2 separate regions of the Homo sapiens genome follow, and region 2 is linked to region 1. A link is an interaction called in ENCODE POLR2A ChIA-PET data of the cell type or tissue named here. Cell type or tissue: OCI-LY7. All regions are shown on one strand. Each heading gives the region's core, and the rest is flanking DNA. Links, peaks and the distances in the headings are about the cores only.

Region 1 (8,155 bases), core at 1,223-6,222:
CTGCCTTAGCCACCCCAGTAGCTAGAATTACAGGTGCCCGCCACCATGCCCAGCTAATTTTTGTATTTTTAGTAGAGACGGGGTTTTACCATATTGGCCAGGCTGGTCTCTAACTCCTGACATCGTGATCCGTCTGCCTTGGCCACCCATAATACTGGGATTGCAGGCATGAGCCACCGCACCCGGCCTTTTTTTTTCTTTCTTTCTTTCTTTTTTTTTTTTTTTAAGACGGAGTTTTGCTATCGTTGCCTGGGCTGGAGTGCAATGGCACGATCTCGGCTCACTGCAACTTCCACCTCTCAGGTACAAGCAATTCTTCCACCTCATCCCCCCAAGTAGCTGGGATTACAGGAATGCACCAGCACGCCTGGCTAATTTTGTATTTTCAGTAGAGACGGGGGTCTCTCCATGTTGGTCAGGCTGGTCTCGAACTCCCGACCTTAGGTGATCTGTCCGCCTCGGCTTCCCAAAGTGCTAGGATTACAGGCGTGAGCCACCGCGCCTGGCCTTTTTCTTTCTTTTTTTTAGACAGGATCTGGCTGTGTTGGCTATGCTGACGTACACAGCTCGCTGCAGCCTCAACCACCCAGGCTCAAATGATCCTTCTGCCTCAGCCTCCTGAGTAGCTGAGACCACAGGTGCATGCCACTACACCTGGCTAATTTTTTAAAAAAATTTTATAGAGGCAGAGTCTCTCTATGTTGCCCAGGCTGGTCTCAAACTACTGGGCTCAAGCAGTCCTCCTGCCTAGGCTTCCCAAAGTATTGGGATTACAGGCATGAGGCACCACACCAGGCATTTCTTTCTTTTTAGAGATGGGGTCTTGCTATGTTACCCAGGCTGGTCTTGAACTCTTGAGCTAAAGAGATTCTCCCTTCTCAGCCTCTCGACGAGCTGGGAATACAAGCACACACCAGTACACCGAGCTTAATACATATTTAACAAAACGATGAATAAAATATTTGTGGAGTACCAATATTGGTCAATTCATGTCTGGGTCCTTGGTAACCCAGGAACAAATTCAACATTATCCCTCTGAGCTTTGTGACCTTGACCAAGTAAGTTAATTCTTTGGGTCTCTCTGAGCCTCAGATATCTCAGCTGTAAAATGGGTATAAGAATATCTTATGGGGGGGCTGGGCGCAGTGGCTCACGCCTGTAACCCAGCAGTTTGGGAGGCCGAGGCGCGCTGATCACTTGAGGTCAGGAGTTTGAGACCAGCCTGGCCAACATAGTGAAACCTGGTCTCTACTAAAAATACAAAAATTAGCTGGGCGTGGTGGTGCTTGCCTGTAATCCCAGCTACTCTGGAGGCTGAGGTAGGAGAATCACTTGAATCTGGGAGGTGGAGGTTGCAGTGAGCTGAGATGGCGCCACTGCACTCCAGCTTGGGCGACAGAGTGAGACTGTGAAAGAAAGAAAGAGAAGGAGAGAGGGAGGGAGGAAGGGAGGAAGGGAGGAAGGAAGGAAGGGAAGAAAGAAAGAAAACGTGCCATTTGTGACAACATGGATGAATCTGGAGGACATTATGCCAAGTGAAATAAGCCAAGCAGAGAAAGACAAATACTGCATGATTTTACTTATATGTGGAATCTAAAAAGTCAAACTCATAGAAACAGTAAAATAGCAATTAGCAGGGGCTGGTGGGGTGGGGAAAATGTGGAGATGTTCTGTCAAAGGGTGCATACTTTTTGTTACAAGATGTACAAGATTTGGAGACCTAAGGCTGGGCACAGTGGCTCACTCCTATAATCCCAGCAATTTGGGAGGCTGAGGCAGGTAAATCACTTGAGGCTAGAAGTTCAAGACTAGCCTGGGCAACATGGTTAAGCCCTGTCTCTACTAAATATACACAAATTAGCCTGGTGTGGTGGCGCATGCCTATAATCCCAGCTACTCAGTAGGTTGAGGTAGGAGAATTGCTTGAACGTCAGAGGCAGAGGTTGCAGTGAGTGAGATTGCGCCACTGCACTCCAGCCTGGACGACAGAGCGAGACTGTCTCAAAACAAACAGGTCGGGTGCGGTGGCTCGTGTCTGTAATCCCAGCACTTTGGGAGGCCGAGGCAGGCGGATGATGAGGTCAGGAGATCGAGACCATCCTGGCCAACATGGTGAAACCCCGTCTCTACTAAAAATACAAAAATTAGCTGGGCATGGTGGTGAGCACCTGTAATTCTAGCTACTGGGGAGGCTAAGGCTGGAGAATCTCTTGAACCAGGAGGCGGAGGTTGTAGTGAGCCGAGATCGCAACACTGCACTTCAGGCTGGGCAAGAGTGAGACTGAAAAAAAAAAAAAACGCCGGGCATGATGGCTCACACCTGTAATCTCAGTACTTTAGAAGGCTGAAGCGGGCAGATCACCTGAGGTCAGGAGTTCAAGAACAGCCTGGCCAACATAGTGAAAGTCCCAGCTACTTGGGAGGTTGGAGGCAAGAGAATCATTTGAACCCGGGTGGCAGAGGTTGCAGTGATCCAAGATCGCACCACCGCCCTCCAGCCTGGCAACAGAGCGGGACTCCGTCTCAAAAAGACAAAACAAAACAAAAACAAAGATCTGGAGACCTGGTGTACAGCATCGTTCTATATTAATACTGTATTGGTGTATTGGATACTGTACTTGAAATTTGCTAAGAGAATAGATCTTAATTGTTCTCCCCACACACAAACAAAATGGTAATAATGTGAGGAGATGGATATGCTAATTACTTTGATTGTACTAATAATTTCGAAATGTAGACTTTTTTTTTTTTTTTTGAGACAGAGTTTCATTCTTGTTGCTCAGGCTGGAGTGCAACGGTGCAATCTCGGCTCACTGCAACCTCCGCCTCCTGGGTTCAAGCGATTCTCCTGTCTCAGCCTCCTGAGTAGCTGGGATTACAGGCATGCGCCACCACGTTTGGCTAATTTTGTATTTTTAGTAGAGACGGTGTTTCCCCATGTTGGCCAGGCTGGTCTCCAACTCACGACCTCAGGAGATCCACCCATCTCAGCCTCCCAAAGTGCTGGGATTACAGGCGTAAGCCACTGCGTCCGGCCTTCGAAATGTAGACTTTTAAGAAAATATCTTACTACACATCTTAAGTATATACAATTTTTCTTTGTCAATCATACCGCAATAAAGCCGAGGGAGAAAAGATTCAATTTGTGAGCAATTACGGGACCATTCTAATTTTCTGAAAAGAAAAACAGTATCTCATGGGGTTGTTTCTTATCACTAGATTCCAGGATATGTGTACAGCACTTAGAGCCTACAAGTAGGAAATACGATGTCAATGTTAGCCTTTATTGGTTTTTTTTATTTTTTTATTTTTTTTTTCCTCTCTCAAATCATGGGAGCCTTTGTTATTATTTTTGCCCTTGGGGAGCCCATGGTCTGGTAGGGCCCAACCACATTGTAGGGGCTGTTGGGTTGTTTGCGTTTGTCCTGCCCCTCACTTCCTCCTGGTTTTATTTCCTTTGGGGACACCACTCTCCCACTCTAAACCCCCAAGGTTTGGGTGGCTGACTCCGCCCCCTGGCAGGCCTACCCAATCAGTGTATTCTACCCACCAGGCTGCTGTGATTGGGTCAGTGCAGGCCACCTGACCCAAGTTGGTCCAATGAGACTCCGTGTAAGTCCATTTGGGCCACCACACCCACCCGGGCCTGCAAGGGGAGGAAGCTGACTTAAGAAGGAACTCAACGCAGAGGAAAGCAAAATGGAGACATGGAGGGAGACGCCAAGTTCCAGTGACATTAAGCCCCTGAATCCCACCATGGCTGAACTTGCATTACTGAAGCCCTCCTGAGTTGAATTTCTGCCTCTTGCAAATGAAAGAGGCCTGATGAATACCCACATAGTTCAATTTCAATATACGAAGGTAGGCACTGAGATTTCAATATCAGAAGAAGGGCACTTGGTCAAATCTGGGGACTCAGAGACTTCCTGGAGGGGGTGACGTTGGGGCCAGGAAGGGCAGTCCAGGCACAGGGAACTGCATGAGTAAAGGCAAAGAGGTTTGAAAATGATGGTTGCAGCCGGGCGAGGTGGCTCACGCCTGTAATCGCAGCACTTTGGGAGGCCAAGGCGGGCGGATCACTTGAGGTCGGGAGTTCGAGACCAGCCTGGCCAACATGGCGAAATCTCGTCTCTACTGAAGATACAAAAATTAACCGGGCATGGTAGCAGGTGCCTGTAATCACAGCTACTTGGGAGGCAGGAGAATCGCTTGAACCCAGGAGCAACAGAGTGATTGGCTAGCCAATACATTGATTGGCTAGGCCTGCTAGGGGGGCGGAGTCAGCCCACCCGAACCTTGGGGATTTAGAGTGGGAGAGGGGTGTCCCTAAAGGAAATAAAACCGGGAGGAAGTGAGGGGCAGGACAGGCGAAAACAACCTGTTTTTTTTTTTTTTTTTGTAGCCCCTACCAAAAAAAAAAAAAAAAAGACACTGATGGATGCTCATGACTATGCCTTCCGTGGGTGGCTTCAGTCTCTCCTACCGCAGGCAAATGCAGGAGACACATGGGAATCAATAGGCTGGGAATTAGAGGGGAAAGGTGCTTTTTCTCTGCTAGTCCATTTTGAAAAATCTCATCTCAATTTTTTGATTTGCCCAGTTGGATTACGTGCTCATTTCTGTGACCAAGGTAGCAGGGGCCTGTTATTAGAAGAAGGTGAAGAGTGAGAGCAGGAGGCATCCAACAGTCGAGTTAGGGGTTGATACGCACAGTATATGGCCTGTGCTGGGGAAAGTCCCTAGCCTAACAGTACTGGAGTACCTCGTATAGGAGTCCTGAGACCTGGTTTTAAGATCTCGCGTTTTCTTTTTCTTTCCTTTTTTTTTTTTTTTTTTTTTTTTTTTTTTGAGACGGTGTCTCGCTCTGTCGCCCAGGCTGGAGTGCACTGGCGCGATCTCGGCTCACTGCAAGCTCCGCCTCCCAGGTTCACGCCATTCTCCTGCCTCAGCCTCCTCAGTAGCTGGGACTACAGGCGCCCGCCACCACGCCCGGCTAATTTTTTGGATTAGAAAACGCGAGGTCTTGGCCGGGCGCGGTGGCTCACGCCTGTAATCCCGGCACTTTGGCAGGCTGAGGCGGGCGGATCACGAGGTCAGGAGTTCGAGGCCAGCTAACCAACATGGTGAAACCTCGTCTCTACTGAAAATACAAAAATTAGCTGGGCTTGGTGGCGTGCATCTGTAATCCCAGCTACTCAGGAGGCTGAGGCAGGATAATCGCTTGAACCTGGGAGGCAGAAGTTGCAGTGAGCCGAGATCACACCATTGCACTCCAGCCTGGGCGACAGAATGAGACTCTGTCTCAAAAAAAAAAAAAAAAAAAAAAAGACCTGGCATTTTCTGCTACTGTTTGGGTGACTGAATCAGTTGAGGGTTCGGGGTCCAGACGACCCAACAGAAACCATACTGCACTGTCTTCTGCAGTGCAGTGATGCTGGTTGTCGGAACACTGAAGACCCTAGGACAGTTTGAAATGCTAGTTATTTCAAATAGAGAAAATTTAATACAGGGGATGGAAGAGCTGAGAGTCTGCACAGGACACAGTGAGGCAAACCAAAACTTATCAAGTAGGAAAATAAGGGGAAAAGGCTGGGCATGATGGCTCACACTTGTAATCCCAGAACTTTGGGAGGCCAAGGTGGGCAGATCACTTGAGGTCAGGAATTCGAAACCAGCCTGGCCAACATGGTGAATCCGTGTCTCACTTATTTATTTATTTGTCTTTTTTTTTCTTCCTTTTTGTGGAGAACGGGGTCTCGCTATATTGCCCAAGCAGGCCTTGAACTCCTGGGCTCAAGCTATCTCCCACCTCTGCCTCCCTGAGAGCTGGGATTACAGGCGTGAGCTACCGCACCTGGCAAGTGAATCCCCATCTCTACCAGAAAATACAAAAATTGGCTGGGCGTGGTGGTGTGTGCCTTTAGTCCCAGCTACTTGGGAGGCTGAGGTACAAGAATCACTTGAACCTGGGAAGTGGAGGTTTCAGTGAGCCGAGATCGCAGCACTGCACTCCATCCTGGGCGACAGAGCACAACTCTGTCTCAAACAAGACAAAACTATATCAGGAAGTGAAGAGGATTCCTCCATCCTGTCACTAAGATGCTGGCAGCCATGTGTATCATGCAGAGGTATACTTGCAGGAGGAGAGAAAAAAGGCCAGCCAGGGAGAAGCAGATAGATGGAGAAGTTGTCCTAAGCCTTCCCTGAGGATGGCTCCATTCCTGCCTTTCTAATAATTTGCTTTTATGGGGTGCTTCGTTCTCCTGCTGGATGTCTCTCACCTGGATGTCTGCAAGGGCCTCTGAGGGGTCTTCCTGCCCCCACCTCATTCACAACTAAATAGCCAGCATGGGTGTTATGGGACATGAATCAGATCATGTCATTCCTATGCTCTAAACCCTCCCTGTGTCACAGAGTCAAATCCAAAGTTCTTACCATGGCTGACAGGGTCCTATATGATCTGACTACCCTTCTTCTTTAACCCACAACCTCTTTTTTTTTTTTTTTTTTTTTTGAGATGGAGATTCGTTCTTGGAAACTCCCTGGCTGGAGTGCAATGGCGCAATCTCAGCTCACTGTAACCTCCTCCTCCCAGGTTCAAGCAATTCTCTTATCTCAGCCTCCCAAGTAGCTGGGATTACAGGTGCCTGCCATCATGTCTGGTCTAATTTTTGTATTTTTAGTAGAGACGGAGTTTCACCATGTTGGCTAGGCTGGTCTCGAACTCCTGACCTCAGGCGATATGCCTGTCTCGGCCTCCCAAAGTGCTGGGATTTCAGGCATAAGCGACCGCGCCAGGACTGTTTATCTTGAGGCAGAGTCTTGCTCTGGCACCCAGGCTGGAGTGCAGTGGCATGATATTGGCTCACTGTAACCTCCACCTCCTGGGTTCAAGCAATTCTCCTGCCTCAGCCTCCCTAGTGGCTGGGATTACAGGCGTTCACCACTCGATCCAGCTAATTTTTTGTATTTTTAGTAGAGATGGGGTTTTGCCATGTTGGCCAGCCTGGTGTTGAACTCCTGACCTCAAGTGATCTGCCTGCCTCGGCCTCTCAAAGTGCTGGGATTACAGGTGTGAGCCACTGTCCCCGGCCTGCAACCTCTCTGACCTCCTCCTCTTCCTCACTCTGTTTCACCCACACCGTCCTCCTGGCTGTTCCTTGAACACCCCAGGTATATTCTCTGCTCCAGCTGGTCCTGCCACCTTCTATGCTAGTTCCTGCAAACATCCACTCAGTTACTCCCTCTCCTCCAAGTCTTTTTTTTTTTCTTTTTTTTTTGGAGACGGAGTCTTGCTCTGTCGCCCAGGCTGGAGTGCAGTGGCGAGATCTCGGTTCACTGCAAGCTCCGCCTCCTGGGTTCACGCCATTCTCCTGCCTCAGCCTCCCGAGTAGCTGGGACTACAGGCGCCCACTACCACAGCCAGCTAATTTTTTGTATTTTTAGTAGAGACAGGGTTTCACTGTGTTAGCCAGGATGGTCTCAATCTCCTGACCTCATGATCCGCCCGCCTCGGCTTCCCAAAGTGCTGGGATTACAGGCGTGATCCACCACGCCCAGCCCCACCTGGCCCATTTTTGTATTTTTTTAGTAGAGATGGGATTTCACCATATTGGCCAAGGTGGTCTTGAACTCCTGACCTCAGGTGATCTGCCTGCCTCGGCCTCCCAAAGTGCTGGGATTACAGATGTGAGCCACCACACCCAGCCTGGAACTGGGATCCTAACCCAGGTTTATTTGACTGCAAAGCACTTAACCCAGCAAGGCAGGAGAGCAGGATGGTTAAGAGCACAGAATTGGGCTGGGCGCAGTGGCTAAACGCCTGTAATCCCAGCACTTTGGGAGGCCGAGGCGGGCGGATCACTCGAGGTCGGGAGTTCAAGACCAGCCTGACCAACACGGAGAAACCCCGTCTTACTAAAAATACAAAAGTAGCCAGGCGTGGTGGCACATGCCTGTAATCCCAGCTACTCTGGAGGCTGAGGCAGGAGAATCGCCTGAACTCGGGAGGTAGAGGTTGCGGTGAGCCAAGATCGTGCCATTGCACTCCAGCGTGGGCAACAAGAGTGAAACTCCGTCTAAAAAAATAAAAAGAGCACAGAATCTAGCCAGGCACAGTGACTCCCACTTGTAATCCCAGCAATTCAGGAGGCTT
Region 2 (5,000 bases), core at 1-5,000, 350 kb before region 1:
ACTCTTAAGTAACCAATGTGTCAAAGAATAAATCACAAGGGAAATTAGAAAATGCAATGAGGTGTATAAAAATACCACAGACTCTGGCTGGGCGCAGTGGCTCATGCCTGTAATCCCAGCACTCTGTGAGGCTGAGGCGGGTGGATCACCTGAGGGCAGGAGTTCGAGACCAGCCTGGCCAACATGATGAAACCCCATCTCTACTAAAAATACAAATATTACCCAGGTAGCCAGGCACAGCGGCTCACACCTGTAATCCCAGCACTTTGGGAGGCCGAGGCAGGCAGATCATGAGGTCAGGAGATCGAGACCATCCTAACACGATGAAACCCCAGCTCTACTAAAAATACAAAAAAAAAAATTAGCCTGGTGTGGTGGCACATGCCTGTAGTTCCAGCTACTAAGGAGGCTGAGGCAGAAGAATCACTTGAGCCTGGGAGGCAGAGGATGCAGTGAGCTGAGATCGCACCACCGCACTCCAGCCTAGGCGACAGAGCGAGACTCTGTCACAAAAAAAAAAAAAAAAAAAAAAAATTACCCTAGTGTGGTGGTGCACGTCTGTAATCCCAGCTACTTGGGAGGCTGAGGCAGGAGAATTGTTTGAACCCAGGAGGCGGAGGTTGCAGTGAGCCAAGACTGTGCCACTGCACTCCAACCTGGGTGACAGAGCAAGGCTCTGTCTCAAAAAAAAAATACACAGACTCTCATTTATGAAATTTGTGGGATAAACTACAAATTTATGAAATATAGTTCTCAAGGAAATTTATAACTGTAAAGGCCTACATTACAAAAGAAAGAAGATCTCAAATCAATAAGCGAATCTTCCACCTTAAGAAACTAGAAAAGAGGCCGGGCGCGGTGGTTCACGCCTGTAATCCCAGCACTTTGGGAGGCCAAGGCGGATGAATCACCTGAGGTCAGGCGTTCGAGGCCAGCCTGGCCAACATGGCGAAACCCCGTCTCTATTAAAATTACAAAAATTAGCCAGGCGTGGTAGCATGCGCCTGTAATCCCAGCTACTCGGGAGGCTGAGGTAGGAGAATTGCTTGAACCTGGGAGGCGGAGGTTGCAGAGAGCCAAGATTGCACCATTGCACTCCAGCCTCGGTGACAAGAGCTAAACTCCATCTCAAAAAAAAAGAAAGAAACTAGAAAACGAAAAGCAAACTAGACCTAAAGCTAACTAACAGAACCAAGGAAAAAATAAGGATTAAAGTGGAGATAAACAAAATGGAGACTAAGAGAACAACAGAGAGAATCAATAAAACCAAAAGTTGGTTCTTTGAAGAGATCGACAAAATTGATAAACTGTTAGACTGACCAAGAAAAAAGAGACAAGACTCAAATAACCGAAGTCAGGGATGACACTGGGGACTTTACTAACAACCTTACAAAAGTAAAATGGATTATACAAGAATACCATGAACAATTCTATGCAAGAAATTAGATAAAAGGTAAAATGAACAAATTCCTAGAAAGACCAAACTACTAAAATTGACTCAAGAAACAGGAAATCTGAATAGACCTATAACAACTAAAGAGACTGAATTAGTAACCAAAAAAACTTCCAACAAAGAAAAGCCCAGGGCCAGACTGCTTCACTGGTGAATTTTACCAAACTTTAAAACAATTAACACCAATCCTTCTCAAATTCTTCCCAGAAAAAGGAGAAGAGAGAATACTTTCTAACTCATTTTGTGGGGCCACTATTACCCTAATACTAAAGCCAAAGAAAGATATCACAAGAAAACCACAGATCAACATCCTTTATGAATACAGATGCAAAAATTCTCAACAAAATACTTGCAAACCAAATCCAATAGCACGTTAAAAGGAACATACACTATGACCATGTGAAATTTACTCCAGGAATGCAAGGTAGTTCAATACACAAATATATAAATAAAATGAAAGAAAAAATCGGGGCTGGGCGCAGTGGCTCACGCCTGTAATCCCAGTACCTTGGGAGGCAGAGGTGGGTGGATCATGAGGCCAGGAGTTAGAGACCAGCCTGACCAACATGGCAAAACCCTGTCTCTACTAAAATACAAAAATTACTTGGGCATGGTGGTGCACACCTGTGATCCCAGCTACTTGGGAAGCTGAGGCACAAGAACTGCTTGAACCTGGGAGACAGCCTGGGAGACAGAAGTTGCAGTGAGCCAAGACTGCACCACTGCATTCCAGCCTGGGCAACAGAGTGACACTCTATCTCAAAAACAAACAAACAAAAACCCATATGATCAAATCAATCAATGCAGAAAAAAAAAATTTGACAAAATCCAATACCTTTTCATGAAAAAAACACTAAATAAACTAGGAATAGAGGGAACTTCCTCAACCTCTATAAAAAACCCACAGCTAGCATGATATTTGATGATGAAAGACTGAACGCTTTCCCCCTACAGGAACAAAATAAGGACATACACTTTTTTTTTTTTTGAGAGGGAGTCTTGCTGTTGCCCAACCTGTAGTGCAGTGGCATGATCTCGGTTCACTACAACCTCCAGCTCCTGAGGACTGAGTTCAAGTGATTCTCAGTCCTCAGCCTACCTAGTAGCTGGGATTACAGGCATGCACCACCACCACTACACTCAGCTAATTTTTCTATTTTTAGTAGAGACGGGGTTTCACCATGTTGTCCAGGCTGGTCTCGAACTCCTGGCCTTAAGTAATCTGCCTTGGCCTCAAAAAGTGCTGGGATTACAGGTGTGAGACACCGAGCCAAGACACACACTTTTGTCACATTTATTCAACATGTATTGGAAGTTTTACTCAAAGCATTTAAGCAAGAAAAAGAAATACAGGGCATCTAAGTGGGAATGGAAGAGGTAAAACTATCTCTATTTGCAGATGACATGATCTTATACATACAAAACCATAAAAAAAAAATCCCCAAAACCTGTTACAGGTAATAAGTTTGGCAAAGTTGCAGGATATAAGATCAATATAAACTAGCAACCCAAAAATAAATGTTTAAAAAAATTTCATTTAAATTACCATCAAAAAGAATAAAATACTTAGGGATAAATTTAACCAAAGAAGTGAAAGATTTATATACAGAAAGCTACAAAACATTGTTGAAGTAAGTTAAAGATCCAAATAAAAGGAAAGACATCCTGTGTTCATGGGTTGGAAGAGAATAGCATTAAGATGGCAATGTTCTCCAAACTGACCTACAGATTCAAATACAATCCCTATCAAAATTACAACTACTGTTTTTGCAGAAATGAACAAGCTAATTCTAAAATCAACATATAATTGCAAGGGATGCTGAATAGCCAAAACAATCCTGAAAAAGAACAAAGACTCCCACTTCCTGATTTCAAAACTTACTACAAAGCTATAGTAATCAAAACAAAGTAGTACTGGCATAAGGGTAACATATAGATCAAGGGAATAGAATTGAGAGTCCGAAAATAAACCTATATATCTACGATCAGTTGTTTTCTTTTTTTTCTTTGATCAACTGGTTTTTAACAGGGGTACCAAAACCATTAAATGGGGAAAGAGGAGTCTTCAACAAATGGTGCTAGAATAACCTATATCCGTATGCAGAAGAATAAGAGTGGAGCCCTATCTCATAGTATATACAAAAATTAACTCAAAATTATTCAGACTTAAACATAAGCATTAAAACTATAATACTGTGAGAAGAAAACATAGAAGAAAATCTTCATGACATTAGATTTGTCAGTATCTTAGACATGATACTAAAAGCACAAGCAACAAAAGAAAAATAAATTGGACTTCATAAAAATTTTAAACTTTTGTATATCAAAAGACACTAACAAGAAAGTGAAAAGACCAAACACAGAACAGGAGAAAATATTTGTAAATTATATATCTGATAAGGGTCTAGTATCCACAATATATAAATAATTTTTACAAGTGAACATCAAAAAGATAAACAACTTAGTTAAAAAACAGGTAAAGGATCGGAATAGACGTTTCTCCAAAGAACATATGCAAATGGCCAATAAGCACATGAAAAGATACTCAACATCATTAGTCATTAGAGAAGTGCATATCAAAACCACAATGAGACACCCCTTCATACCCACTAGGAAGGATGTAATAATTAAAAATGGAAAATAACAAGGGTGGGCAAGATTGTGGAGAAATTGGAACCCTCATACATTGCAGGTTGAAACAAAATGGTGCAGCCACTGTGGCATTTCCTTAAGAAGTTAAACACAAAATTATCATGACTCAGCAATTCCGTTCGTAGGCATCAAATGAAAACAGGTATTCAACCCCGGGCGCGGTGGCTCACGCCTGTAATCCCAGCACTTTGGGAGGCCGAGGTGGGCGGATCACGAGGTCAGGAGATCGAGACCACCCTGGCTAACACAGTGAAACCCCATCTCTACTAAAAATACAAAAAAATAGCTGGGCGTGGTGGCGGGCGCCTGTAGTCCCACCTACTCGGAAGGCTGAGGCAGGAGAATGGCATGAACCCGGGAGGCGGAGCTTGCAGTGAGCCGAGATTGCACCACTGCACTCCAGCCTGGGTGACAGAGCGAGACTCTGTCTCAAAAAAAAAAAAAAAAAAAAAAAAAGAAAACAGGTGTTCAAACAAAAGCTGTACAGAAATGTAAAGAGCCGCTATTCATAACAGCCAAAAGGTGGAAACGACTCAAATGCCCATCAGCTGATGAATGGATAAGCAAAATGTGATCTAACCATACAGTGAAATATTCTTCAGCCATGAAAAACAATGAAGCACTGATACCTATTGCTACATGGATAAAACCTGAAAACATCAAGCTAAGTAAAAGAAGCCAATCAAAAAAGGCCACATTTATATGAGTCCAGTTATGCAAACTGTTCAGAATAGGCAAACTCATAGAGACAGAAACCGGTGAGAGGTTACCAGAGGCTGGGGGAAGGGAGGACTGGGGAATGACTGCTTAATGGGTACAGTTTCCTTTTCTATGTAATGAAAATACTCTGAAATTAGATAGCAGTAATGGTTGCACAATGTTGTCAATATTCTCA

Evidence for each region. ChIA-PET counts read pairs that join two places held together with the same protein. Peaks named below come from ENCODE experiments on the same cell type or tissue, not always from the same donor. Only the 100,000 strongest peaks of a DNase experiment are listed, where the experiment ranks them.
Region 2: POLR2A ChIA-PET joins it to region 1 with 35 read pairs; 3 of 35 experiments call an interaction of 5 or more read pairs at or near these places.

Annotation. Positions count from the first base shown.
Region 1 is chr12:121,660,461-121,668,615 of GRCh38, forward strand. All of the region lies in intron 1 of MORN3 (MORN repeat containing 3), which reads right to left. It overlaps LOC105370034 (a long non-coding RNA gene), which reads left to right and starts at 3,664. Exons shown (of 3, transcript XR_001749356.2): 1 at 3,664-3,861. RefSeq lists enhancers at 3,494-4,033, 3,747-4,016 and a silencer at 3,527-3,576. In OCI-LY7, for the core only: no CTCF peak of the experiment used is centred there; a DNase peak (open chromatin) is centred at 3,601; H3K4me3 peaks cover 1,571 bases; H3K27ac peaks cover 1,806 bases.
Region 2 is chr12:121,312,197-121,317,196 of GRCh38, forward strand. The region is part of intron 15 of ANAPC5 (anaphase promoting complex subunit 5); the gene reads right to left. Among named protein-coding and RNA genes, the nearest start is that of CAMKK2, 18 kb to the left of the region's middle. In OCI-LY7, for the core only: no CTCF peak of the experiment used is centred there; no DNase peak of the experiment used is centred there.